Regions from separate parts of the Homo sapiens genome. Here region 2 is linked to region 1. The links are chromatin contacts, found by Hi-C in ENCODE. All regions are on one chromosome and are shown on one strand. Each heading gives the region's core, a stretch centred on a gene start or an enhancer-like site at or near the end of the contact. The rest is flanking DNA. Distances are from core to core; before and after follow the strand shown.

Evidence for each region. A loop is a pair of places that touch in the nucleus more often than their neighbours do. Pooled maps may share reads with other maps.
Region 2: a pooled map shows a loop between it and region 1 (7-fold over the local background). The contact joins the enhancer-like site here to the promoter of KPNA5 in region 1. A Hi-C loop is called at or near these places in 6 of 50 pooled maps.

The regions. Positions count from the first base shown.
Region 1 is chr6:116,679,441-116,686,779 of GRCh38, reverse strand. KPNA5 (karyopherin subunit alpha 5) reads right to left here and starts at 5,569. Exons shown (of 14, transcript NM_001366306.2): 1 at 5,442-5,569. The coding sequence starts at 5,445. RefSeq lists enhancers at 4,007-4,988, 4,989-5,972.
Region 2 is chr6:118,701,319-118,707,801 of GRCh38, reverse strand. It overlaps a transcript of CEP85L not described here. Among named protein-coding and RNA genes, the nearest start is that of CEP85L, 53 kb to the right of the region's middle. RefSeq lists a silencer at 1,622-1,916. Within about 2 kb of position 1,826, at least 9 of the 41 ENCODE cell types and tissues checked have a DNase peak (open chromatin) inside an H3K27ac peak, as active enhancers do.

The DNA of each region.
Region 1 (7,339 bases), core at 4,320-6,819:
TAAATGGTGCTGGGATAACAGGCTAGCTACATGCAGAAGATTGAAACTGGACCCCTTCCATATACAAAATAACTCGAGATGGATTAAAGACTTAAATGTAAAACCCAAAACTATAAAAACTCTGGAAGACAACCTAGGCAATATCATTCTGGCCACAGGAATAGTCAGAGATTTCATCACGAAGGGGCTATTGCAACAAAAGCAAAAATTGACAAATGGGATCTAATTAAACTTAAGAGCTCCTGCACAGCAAAAGAATCTGTCAACAGAGTAAAAGACAACCTACAGAATGGGAGAAAATTGTTGCAAACTATGCATCTGATAAAGGTCTAATATCCAGCATCTATAAGAAACTTAAACAAATTTACAAGAAAAATACAAACAACCCCATTAAAAAGTGAGCAAAGGACATGAACAGACACTTTTCAAAGGACATACATGCAGCCAAGAAGCATATGAAAAAAAGGTTAACATCACTGATCATTAGAGAAATGCAAATCAAAACCAGAATAAAATACCATCTCACACCAGTCAGAATGGCTATTATTAAAAGGTCAAAATGAGCCAGGTATGGTGGCTCACACCTGTAATCCCAGCACTTCGGGAGGCAGAGGCGGGAGGCAGAGCCAGGAGGATTGCTTGAGCTCAGGAGTTCAAGACCAGCCTGGGCCACACAATGAGACCCTGTCTCAACAAAATATCAAAACATTACCCAGGCATGGTGGCACGTGACTATAGTCTCAGCTACTCAGAAGGCTGAGGTGGAAGAATCACTTAAGCCCAAAGGTCAAGGCTACATTGGCCATGACCACACCACTGCACTCCAGCCCGGGCAACAGTGAGACCATGTCTCAAAAAGGAAAAGAAAAAAAGTCAAAAAACAAATGTAAATTAGTTCAATCACTGTGGAAAGCAGTGTGGCAATTCCTCAAAGAGCTAAAAATAGAACTACCATTTGGCCCAGCAATTCCATTACTGGGTGTATATCCAGAGGGATATAAATCATTCTACCATAAAAACATGTGCACACAAATGTTCAGTGCAGCAGTTTTTACAATAGGAAAGACATGGAATCAACCTAAATGCCCATCAGTAACAGACTGGATAAAGAAAATGTGGTACATAAACACCATGAAATACTATGCAGCCACAAAAAAGAATGTGATCATGTCTTCTGTGGGAACATGAATGGAGCTAGAGGACATTATCCTTAGCAAACTAATGCAGGAAAAGAAAAACAAATACCACATGTTCTTACTTATAAGTGGGAGCTAAATGAGGAGAACACATGGACACAAAGAAGGGAACAACAGACACTGGGGGCCTACCGGAGGGTGGAGGGTAGGAGGAGGGAGAGATGCAGAAAAAATAACTATTGGGTACTAGGCTTAGTACCTGGGTGACAAAATAATCTGTACAACACCCATGACACGAGTTTACCTATACAACAAGCTTGCACATGTGCCCCTGAGCCTAAAGGTAAAATAAACAACAACAACAAAACCAACAAAATAAATCCGGCTTCTTTCATTTAGCACGGTATTTGAGTCGTCCACATTGTTGGCATCTATCAACTCTCCTTTCTTATTGCTGTTATTCCACTGTAGGGACAGATCACGGTTTATCAGTTTTCCAGTTAAAGAACATCTGGGTGGTTTCTAGTTTTTGGAGGTTATGAATAAATGTGCTACAGACATTTATGTAAAGGTGTTTGTGTAAACATAAGTTTTCATTTCACTCAGTAAATATCTAGGAGTAGAACTGACGGATAATACGGCAAGTTTATGTTTCACTTTATAAGAAACTGCCAAACTTCTTTCCAAAGTGAGTATTCCATCTTGCATTCCCATCAGTAATGTATGAGAGTTCCAGTTGCTTTGCATCCTGTCTCCATTTGATGATTTAAGGGGTTTTGTCGTTGCTGTTGCTAGTCATAGCCATTCTAATAAGTGTATAGTGACTCTGGTTTTAAACATGGTAAATGTGTAGTACTTGGTGCACATGTAGGAGGCTTTGATCTGTAGATGGTTGAAAATACGGATCAGAACTCAGGACAGGGATCTGGAGTGATCATTTGCTATCATGTAGAGCTACAGAAGAAGGATGACCAAAGGAGAAATCTTGGGGACCATCATATTTTAGCAGAAAAAGGCAAGAGCAAAAGAAACCAAAAAGAAGTAGGTCAGAGAAGTAGAAGAATAAGGAAGAAATTAAGAGTCCTGCAAAGGAAAGGAGTTCAAAAGATAAAGGAATATTTAAGTTGTAGTACCACTGAAAACAGGCCACTCGGTTTATTCATTCATTGATTCATCCAGAAAATAAAAGTGCCTGTAATAATCCAAGTACCATATCAGGCATCAGATTTGGTAATTATGTCACTGGTAAAGATAGTGAGACAAATCTCACTACTGGTGGAGCTCAAGGTAGAAGGGAAGGGGCTGAGGACTTGAGAATGATTGAAAAGAAATGCATGATTAATTTACCAAAATTCCTCCTTTAAAATATTTAATAGATTCAGCAATACTATGTGCACCTACAAATAGATATCATTAGAAACTGCTCAATATGGCCGGGCGGGGTAGCTCACACCTGTAAACCTAGCACTTTAGAAGGCCAAGGAGAGTCGATCGCTTGAGGTCAGGAGTTCAAGACCGGCCTGGCCAATATAGTGAAACCCTGTCTCTACTGAAAATACAAAAATCAGCTGGGCATGCTGGTAGAAGCCTGTAATCCCAGCTACTCTGGAGGCTGAGGCAGGAGAATTGCTTGAACTCGGGAGGCAGAGGTTGCAGTGAGCCAAGATCGCTCCAGCCTGGACTCCAGCCTGGGAGACAGAGCAAGACTCTGTCAAAAAAAAAAAAAAAAAAAAAAAAAAAAAAAAAAGGCCGGGCACGGTGGCTCACGCCTGTAATCCCAGCACTTTGGGAGGCCGAGGCAGGTGGATCACAAGGTCAGGAGATCGAGACCATTTTGGCTAACACAGTGAAACCCCATCTCTATTAAAAATACAAAAAATTAGCCGGGCGTGGTGGTGGGCACCTGTAGTCCCAGCTACTCAGGAGGCTGAGGCAGGAGACCCCGGGAGGGAGACTCCTGGCATGAACCCCGGGAGGCGGAACTTGCAGTGAGCCAAGATCATGCCACTGCACTCCAGCCTGGGCCACAGAGTGAGACTCCATCTCAAAAAAAAATAATAAATAAAAGAGGGAAACCGCTCAACATAACTTTACTAATAACAATGTTTGGTATTATTCTCTATTTTATATCTATAAAAAGCTAGACTCTTGAAAGGAAAAAATTAGAGATCAGAGTTCATTACAGTGCAAACTGACCACAGTATTAGTTGTTGAATTACGCTCAATATATATAAAATATTTAAGTAAAATAAAATGCTCATGGAAATAAAACTCTTAAAGTATTTATCACCTATATATGTAGCATATTCTAGGCCACTGGCTCTAAACGTTTTCAATCACACATCCTACATTCGTAAAATACATTTGTGCATTCATCCTCAATATATTTATTTCTATACATGCATTACTATTCTAATATACTACTCTAGCATAAAATTCACAAAAAACAGAAATTTTTAAGAATGAAAGTTTTAAAAGGTAAACAAATAGAAGTTCTAATATTTTCTTACCACATCTGACTGGATCACCTTGTGCCCCACCACGCACACATACAAAGGCGCTACTTATGAGACCATTAATCCAAGCAACCACATTGTAACTGTTCAGCATAAATTTTAGCCAAATAAAATACAGCACCAACAACTCAGATATCACTTGTTCCTTTTTCTTCAATAGTACTGACTTCCGGCTTCAGATTTAACACTGCATCCATCCTCACTGCAGTTGCTTTAAAGGGGACAATAAACCAAGGGAAATTATCTCTAAAGGGGCCCCATCCAATGGGATTGTTTCGTTCACTGAAAAATAAATTTAAAGGCTGCACTTCAAAGGCTGAGGTCTCATAAAAATTAAATATTTTTATTTAGAAATGTTATTCCAGCACTTTAAAGTTACAGAATAGAGGAATTTTTTTCATTCATAAGCTTTCAACGGCTCTTAGAAAAACCATGTTTAAGTTGGGCAAATAACTGGAATCTGAACTTATGATTTTCTTTAATATCAATCGACATTATTTCTTATGCCAGTAAAGCCTTCATTTCCATGGGGCTGGGCGCCTCATTAGTGAAAGTAAAAGACTGCACAAAGCGGGGGAAGTGCCAACTAGAGAGCCCTCACAACCAAACAAGCAGTACTTAGGTCGGAGGGAGAGAGTTGCTCCTGACCTACCAAGAAAACCACTTTTGTACAGAATATGAGTCATCATTATTGGGTGTTGTAATTGAGAGATAAATCATTAGTGTTTTTGTCTTTTTTAAAAAACATGTCTAAAAAGCTCAAAAGTAAATGCCAGTGTCATATTCTTTTGTTTGTTTTTTGAGACAGAGTCTCGCTCTGTCGCCCGGGCTGGAGTGCAATGGCGCTCTCGGCTCACTGCAAGCTCCGCCGCCCGGGTTCACACCGTTCTCCTGCTTCAGCCTCCCGAGTCGCTGGGACTACAGGCGCCCACCACCATGCCAGGCTAATTTTTCCTTTTTTTGTATTTTTGGTATTTTTTTTGTATTTATTATTTTGTATTTTATTTTGTATTTTTTGTATTTTTGGTAGAGACGAGGTTTCACCGTGTTAGCCAGGATGGTCTCGATCTCCTGACCTCGTGATCCGCCCGCCTCCGCCTCCCAAAGTGCTGGGATTACAGGCGTGAGCCACCGCGCCCGCCGCCAATGTCATATTCTTTAGACATATCACTGTCATTTCACAGCTTTCAAATACTTCCATCTCCTATGTATTATCGATGAAAACCTAAGTTTTCATCTTAGAACGGAGCTGCCCGACTATTAGAAGCGTGGAACCCAGGCTTGCCTTGTCGTCGGGAATGAGCACTAGAGGCACCTGCACGCAGGTGGAGGAGGGAGGCTGGCGGATGGAGAGGGCGAGGCTAGGAGGCCCTCGGGATGGAACCTGTCTCTTCTTTGGACACTGTGGAATTTCCATAAGCTGCTGGACACAGCTGATGGGTACCAGGTATGAGTGGCAACGTTTGGCAATTCCATTAACTGAAAAGAACTACCGAGAAACGGTGAGGCGGGGCGGCGAAGATGAGACCAGCTGCCCATCACTCCAGAGGACCTGCTGAAAGAATCTGAACTCACCACGCCTTCGCGTCCGCAAGGGAAAGGTCCGGCTGCCACGCCCCCGCGACCGCTGTCGCCCTGGGGAAAACACGAGAAACACCCGGCACCGCCAGGTTCCAGAGACCTTCGCAAAGTAAGGGGTAAATAAAAACCGTGGCCCCAGGAACTAGTAGTTCCCAAAGGGACCAAAACCGAGGCTCCCCCAACCTAGCCCGTGTTCACTCCAACTTACCCATTAATGTGGCACTCTCCGATGCCCTGATTTCCCAGTCCCCAGCGGCGACGTGTGTGGCGGGTAACAGAAGGGCCGCCACTCCGCCCCTGGCGTGAAGCGTAGCGACCCAGTTCGCAATCCAAGATGGCGGCCACCTGCGCCCCTTCTCCGAGACCCCGAGGCTCGGCTCCCAGAAGCCCTTGCACTCGACGCGGCGGCGGCGGCGGCGGCGGCGGCGGCGGCGGAGGAGGAGTGGTGGCCGCACATCCTAGCAGTGGGGCGTAGAGAAAGTGCGCGCCGCCGTCCCACCCACCGAAGGAGGAGCCTGTGCCTGCGACAAGCCCTGGATTTTAGTTGCGCTTGCGGTGGCCATGCTGTAGGTACTCTGCGGCCCGTAGACCTCCGTGTGTGCAAAGGGACGACCCCTCATTCATTCATTCTTCACGCGTGCGTGCATGCATACATTCTTAAGGATATAAACTGTGTCAAGTACCATTTTAGATACATTATTGGGGCTACAACAGTGCAAAAAAGTTGGTAAAAATCGCAGCCTTGTTAAGTGTACGGAGAAGCTCACGTTTTCTTCAGCTTCATTAACTTTTATATGCTCTGCTCGTTTTATTTCAAGCTTTTTGTCATTTATAATTTTATATTCTATAACATCTGCGGTTTTTTGTTTTTGTTTTTCTGTTTTTGGGGGGTTTTTTTTGAGACGGAGTCTGGCGCTGTCACCAGGCTGGAGTGCAGTGATGCGATCTCGGCTCACTGCAACCTCCGCCTCCCAGGTTCAAGCGATTCTCCTGCCTCAGCCTCCCAAGTAGCTGGGACTACAGGCATGCGCCACCACGCCCAGCTAATTTTTGTATTTTTAGTAGAGACCAGGTTTCACCGTGTTGGCCAGGATGGTCTTGATCTCTTGACCTCCTGATCCGCCCGCCTCAGCCTCCCAAAGTGTTGGGATTACAGGCATGAGCCACCACACCCAGCCACATGAGTGTATTTTTGACAGCAATGTAGTCACCAATAAACGAGTAACTTCAGTTAAAGTACTGTAGATTATAATACACAGCCCTGTAATCTACCCTGGAGTTCAACAAACGGTATTGAAAACAGACTGTGTTCCAGATGCAATAGGAAGAGAATAAATAAGATAAACAATACATAAATCCTGCCCAGAAGACGTTTGCAATTTTTTAAGAGGAAAAACATGAAGACAAATTGTTTTAAGATGTTTGCTATTTTCAATAGTTGAAAAATAAACAGGAGAGAAGGGATTATTTAACTGTGGGTATGTAGGGCTGAGAAAGGCACGCTTGACAAAGGAAACCTGGGCAGTGTTACCAGAAAGCGTTGCCAATCATGAGTCCATATAGTGAAGTGAAAGCAAGTTTATTAAAGAAGTAAAGAAACAAAAGAATGGCTACTCCATAGGCAGAGCAGTGGCTTGGGCTGCTGGACTGAGTATATAGTTTTTTTGTGTGTTGTTTGTTTGTTTTGACACGGAGTCTTGCTCTGTCGCCCAGGCTGGAGTGCAGTGGCGCCATCTCGGCTCACTGCAAGCTCCGCCTCCCGGGTTCACGCCATTCTCCTGCCTCAGCCTCCCGAGTAGCTGGAAATTTATTGTATTTTTAGTAGAGACAGGGTTTCACCGTGTTAGCCAGGATGGTCTCAATCTACTGACCTGGTGATCCTCCTGGCTCGGCCTCCCAAAGTGCTGGGATTACAGGCGTGAGCCACCGCGCCCAGCCAGTTATTTCTTAATTATATGTTAAACAAGGGGTGGATTATTCATGAGTTTTCAAGGAAGGGGGCAGGCAATTTTTGGAACTTAGGGTTCTACCCTCTTTTAGACTGTATGACTTCTGGATGTTGCCATGGCATTTGTAAACTGTCATGGTGCTGGTGGGAGTGTCTTT
Region 2 (6,483 bases), core at 577-3,076, 2.0 Mb before region 1:
GTTCCGTGAATTAAGGTTTTACGTATTTTGCCTATTTTAATACATAAAAGTTTGCACATGTTTAAATATATTTACAAGCAAAAAGTATAAAACTCCTATACCTAAAAATTTCAAGCCACTTTACCTAAAAATTTCTATGTATCCTACAGAAATACTTAGATATATAAACAAAAATAAATGCATAAGCATCTCATTAGCACATTCTTTGTAATAACAGAAAATGAAGTTTAATAAAAAGGAAGTAGTTTAGTAAGTGTTGGTGCTTCCTCACTGTAGAATTGAATGAGGAGCTAAAAAGAATGAGGTAAGGCCAGGTGCAGTGGCTCATGGCTATAATCCCAGCACTTTGGGAGGCCGAGGCGGGAGGATTGCTTGAGCCCAGGAGTTTCATTCCATCCTGGGCAACATGGCAAAATTTTATCTCTACAAAAAATACAAAAATTAGCTGGGCATGGTGGCACACACCTGTAGTCCCAGCTACTGGGGAGGCTGAGGTGGTGAGAGGATCATCTGAGCCTGGGAAGTTGAGGCTGCAATGAGCTGAGGCTCCAATGAGCTCAGTCTGGGTGACAGAGTAAGAGCCTGTCTCAAAAAAGAAAAAAAAAAAAAAAGCAGATGAGGAGGAATATGAGAAGGAAACCCAGGAGGACTGCTGGGACCAGCCTGGAGGGACCAGTACTTGGGGTCACAGAGTTGGAATGGCATCCATGGCAGAGTTGTGATCTCTCTCCAGGAGAGATAGCCTGGGCTCAGACAGGGAGATATGAAGATGAACTCATTGAAGTTTGGGGATTTGCCAGGCCAATGAGGGGCAAGGGAACTGAGATACTGAAGAGAATGGTTAAAGGGATGGCTCATGAGAGCTCCATGGGGTAGGGAAGCAGTGAAGTGAAGAGGACACTAATAGGGAAAGAATTCCAGGACTGGAATCACAAAGCGAGAGTCTTTTTGGGGTGTGGGAAGAGTAGCTAAGCGAGAAGTGGAAGAGGAGGGGATTGTGATTGGAGAGAAAAGTTCCCTATAAGACTAGACCACATTGATGAGGAGGACGGAAAGGAAAAAAGGAATTAGATGTTCAAAAATGTAAGAAAAGAAAATATGACATGGTGGCGTTTCCTGATATCTCAAGTTGAGAAAAGAAAGTTAAAAGAGAAGTGAATACTGGAAGACAGTGAAGGTTTTGTATAATTTAAAGTAAGTGGCACATAAAATAAAAATTCCAGGAGGTTCAAATGTATGTTTCATCAGTTGAGGTTACCCTAAGATAAAAGTTGAAATTATGTTAAAACTTTCTGAAACTCTCAGAAGACCTAACATCTCAAAGGGGCTAGATTCTAGAAAGAAAAAGCTTGCCAATTCCAGTTCTGGCTAGGCATTCTTAGAATACCTTAGAGTAGGTTTTAGTCTTACAGGGTTTCTGCTTTCAGAATATCAACAGGTCTTGACAAATAAAGCTTTTGAAATTTCCCTCTACTGAAATGCTCCATCTGCATTTCAGGATAGTGATGGAAATGCATCAGCTTCATTTCTGGCACTTTGATTGATGAACTTAGACTTCAATATGAAGAAAACCACTGTTCTTCTATCTAGAAAATGAAACTAAAAATAATCCCCTTGTCAGAGTGTCTGTGTTCTGTGGTTAAATTTAAGGCAACTTATTGAGTATTCATTACATGCTGGATACGAGCCCTTCCCTGACAGAGAGCACAGAGCACTACCAGAGGAGCTGGGACACACACCTACATAGACGGCCGTGATACTTCTTAAGAAGCAGCTCCCAAATCTACCCAATTAGCACAGTGCTCACTGTGGGCAAAAAGCTGAGAGCAACAATGTGGGGGCGGGCTTAGCAGGAAAGGCCTCCCAGGCATTGCATAAATGCAAGAGGTCAGAGAAAGAATTCACACCAGGCAAGGAAATTATTTATGGTATTGCAAGGGTGAAAAGATTTTTTTTCAAATCTCCTGGTATCTCTGTTACTCTGCCCTAGTGTTTGGACATATGGAGTTACCATTCCCATTAAATTATTAAAATGTGCCAGAAGACTTGGAATCCCTCAAGAGCATATTGTGAGAAGGGCTCACACACCTCCAATTATGCCTTTGGCACAAGTGCCATGTCAGATTGATGTCTGGAAAAGGATTGAGATTTGGAAAACCACATAATGATTTCTTGTATTGTTTTATCCTTCATTTTGTGCAAATCACACTTACCATGCCATTAGTAGCTTCCTCACAACTCAACAATGTTAAGAGGGACTTGCTAGCTAACTTGATCCCTAATGGAAACCTTTTACTAGGGAGGGCTGGATTTGGTTCCGGGGTCAAGGCAAACACCCTTCAATGAGCCCATGCCATGCCTTGTAACTATATTTTAAACATTTTCATTGTTCCTTCTGCAGAAATTATATCTCTTCCTCCCTTCTGCAAATTGTCCAAGCCCAAAAAGATATTTTGTGCTTATTTAGTGTTATCTCACAGTCTGGGGCAAATTATCAATAAAACAAGAAGCCAAAATCTAATAAGAAAAGGCAGGATATGAGAGGGTATGCATCTCTGCTGCATGAAGAGAAGACAGCAGCACCTCTCGTTTTCTTTTAGAGACTGTTCGGCCCCATGAGTTTATTAAAACAGAAGAAATAAGTTGAAAATGGAAAAGGGTGTGTGTGGGTGATGTGGTTACTTAGCAACAGGGAAGCTTCCGGCTGATGTTCTGAATTGAACAAAGAAAAACAGGACAGCAGGGAATAAAGGAATGGGGAAAAAATGAAAGGGAGTAAAACAGATGTGGTTGGGAGAGAGGGCTAAGAAGGGGTGAAAAATAAAAGTCAGGGAAAAAGCATGAACAGAAATGTGGTAAATACTTAGAAACAGGAAGCCTGTGAATTTTTAAAAATGGAAAAAAAAGCCACTGAAAGAAAGGTGAAAATAGCCAGAAGGGTAAGAAAACATCTGCAGTGGAAGCTGCTAGGCAAATGGAGGAATAAAATGCCCCAGCGCCATGAACTCTTAGCTTAAAACTAGGCTCTTTTGGCCAGGCGTGGTGGCTCAAGCCTGTAATCCCAGCACTGTGGGAGGCCGAGGCAGGAGGATCACTTGAAGTCAGGAGTTTGAGACCAGCCTGGCCAACGTGGTGAAACCCTGTCTCTACTAAAAATACAAAAATTAGCCGGGCATGGTGGCGGGTGCCTGCAATCCCAGCTACTCGGAAGGCTGAGGCAGGACAATCACTTGAAAACCCAGGAGGCGGAGGATGCAGTGAGCAGAGATCAAGCCACTGCACTCCAACCTGGGCGACAGTGCAAGACTTTGTCTCAAAACAAAAAAGCAAAACAAAACAGAACACTAGGCTGTTTTGTGGTGTGTGAGGTCACACCAGGGTGCACCTGAGGCAAGGGGCCCAGAACAAACCCCAGGCCACCAGTCTGTTGAGTCCACTCAGAAAATGAGCCAGTGGGCAGGGTAGCTCCAGGGATATTTTTATAACATTTTATTATAGGCATGAACCCTTAGAATGACCCTAAAATAACATGCCCCCAAAGGGAAATTCCAAAAGAATTGGATGTTAGTCAAGAAAACTTCTAATTTCATCTTTGATTCCTCCAAAGAGTTTGGTATAATGTCATAGCCCAGAGTAGGTCAATAATTACAGATAGGTATGCCTTTTCCCAGTGACTTTGTCATGCCAGTTACATGATATCTGGTAGGCATGTGTGTGCTTATTTATATTACATGGCAGGTATAGTTTGCTTCTATATTTGTCTCTTAAAAGGGCTACCATGTTTCCTAGCCCATCCTCTATATTTTTTGATCATTCACATATGCGTATAAAAAATTTTTGAGCATTTGCTCAACAGAGATACATTTTTATTCATGAATTATATACATGTATTATCTAATAATACATGGGTCATTAGAATATGATGTACATATTAATAATGAGATACAGATAACATTAAATATATTTTTAAAATTTTAATTGGTTAAGGATTTTATTTTATTAATGGAGCTTTCACCTCCCCAACTTCACTTTCATTTCCCCACACAACCCTCACCCAAAAGTACCTACCAGATATAATACAAGAGCATATGGTAGGGGCTCATAAAGCGTTTGCAGTAAACAGGAGAGGAATAGCATTTTCCCAGTCCCTGCTCTGAGCCATCGCATTATATTTTACAGGGATGCGTGAAGTTACATACTTATATTTCACTCCCATAGAGATTATATGCTATTTTTGTTTTTCTGCATATAAAATAGGACTGAGTTTTTAAGTTATTCCTCTTTGAAAAAGTTATCTGGTGGGGCACGGTGGCCTATGCCTGTAGTTCCAGCACTTTGGGAGGCTGGGTGGGAGGCTCACTTGAGGCTAAGAGTTCAAAAAGCTTTTATCTATAATGTTTGATTTCTAATTAAGTATGGTTGAATAACAACACACTTCAAATCCCAGTAAAATGATAGAACATGAATCCTTATGAAAGGGTTGGTATATCAGTTATTTATTACTGCATAAAGACTACCTCAAAACTTAGTGGCTTAAAATAACGATTTATTTGCTCAAAAAAGACAAAAAGAAAGAAAAAATAAGCAAACAAACAAATAAATAAAATAAAGAAAGAACTACAGAAATAGTAATCCCCCCCACCAAAAGACTGATTTATTTGTTTTGCTAGGTTCTCTTGAGGTCTTATTCAGAAGTCACAAATCGTCACTTCTGCAGCATTCTATTGGTCAAAGCAAGTTATAAGGACAGCTTGAATTTAAGGGGTGGTAAAATGAACTCTAGCTCTTTTTTTTTTTTTTTTTTTTGAGACAGAGTCTCTCTTTGTCGCCCAGGCTGGAGTGCAATGGAGCCATCTCGGCTCACTGCAAGCTCCGCCTCCCAGGTTCATGCCATTCTCCTGCCTCAGCCTCCCGAGTAGCTGGGACTACAGGCGCCCGCCACCAAGCCCGGCTTATTTTTTGTATTTTTAGTAGTGACGGGGTTTCACCATGTTAGCCACGGTAGTCTAAATCTCCTGACTTCGTGATCCGCCTGCCTCAGACTCCCAAAGTGCTAGGATTACAGGCGTGAGCCGCCGTGCCTGGCCAACTCCAGCTCTTGATGAAAAAAGTTGTAAACAATTTTGTAACCATTTTAAATTCACCAGACTTGGAAAATGTTAACTTGTTTTAGAAAGTGTAGGTTTTATCAAAAGGTCTATATAAAGAAATGCACACACTACTTTTTTCTCCCACTTATTTCATTTCAACTAGTTTGTAACTGAAATTGCAATTAATTGTTTTTCTTTTTGAGATGGGGTCTCCCTCTGTTACCCAAGCTGGAGTGCAGTGGTGCAATCACAGCTCATTGCATCCTTGACCTCCCAGACTCAAGGGATCCTCTCACCTCAATTTTCTGAGTAGCTGGGACCACAGGTGCATATCACCACGCCTGGCTAATTTAAAATATATTTTGTAGAGATGGGGTCTCCCTATGTTGCCAAGGCTGGTCTTGAACTCCTGGGCTCAAGCAATCCTCCCACCTCAGCCTCCCAAAGTGCTGGGATTATAGGCGTGAGCCACTGTGTCCAGCCAAAATTTTTAAAATTTAGGTAAATAACAGGTAGTCATTTTGTAGATATACATCCAATTAGTCATAGTGAATGATTAAAAAAAAAAAAGAATAGAATTTCCACCATAAAGTAAAAGCCCTACTATTCCAAAGTGGAGCTATCTACGGAGAGTAAATATAAAGCAAAATATTAATGCATGTATTTCCAAGATTGAGCATTAGCCCTAAAATGCTATATTACTGTTATTCTTCTCTGCCTACTGGATGAGAGAGAACATTTTTAGCTTCAATAGATGTTCCATCATATGGACCTTTTCTCTTCCTCCTTCCTAATAGAAACCCCAATTTTATTCAGGCATTTGACCTATCCTTATGTATAGGAGTAAATGTTATTAGAATGAACCATCATGTGAATTTCTTCTCCCTTGCTGGTGACTGGTTCAGGAACCCAATCTTCTTTGTTTTTTTTCCAACTTTAATTTTAGATTTGGGGGTATGTGTGCAGGTTTTTTATCTGGGTATATTGCATGATGCTGAGGTTTGGGGTATAATTGATCCCATCACCCAGGTACTGAACATAGCACCCAACAGTTTTTCAACCCTTGCCTTTCTCTCTCCCTCTCCCTTCTAGTAGTTTTCAGTTTCTATCATTGCCATCTTTATGTCCATGAATACTCAATGTTTCACTTCCACTTATAAGTGAGAATATGTGGTATTTGGTTTTCTGTTCCTACATTAATTTGCTTAGGATAATGACCATAAACTGCATCCATGTTGCTGCAAAGGACACGAACTTGTTCTTTTTTATGGCTGTGTAGTACTCCGTGGTGTATATGTACCACATTTTCTTTATCCAGTCCACTGTTAATGGACATCTAGGTTGATTTCATGTCTTTGCTATTGTGAATAGTGCTGTGGTGAACATATGAGTG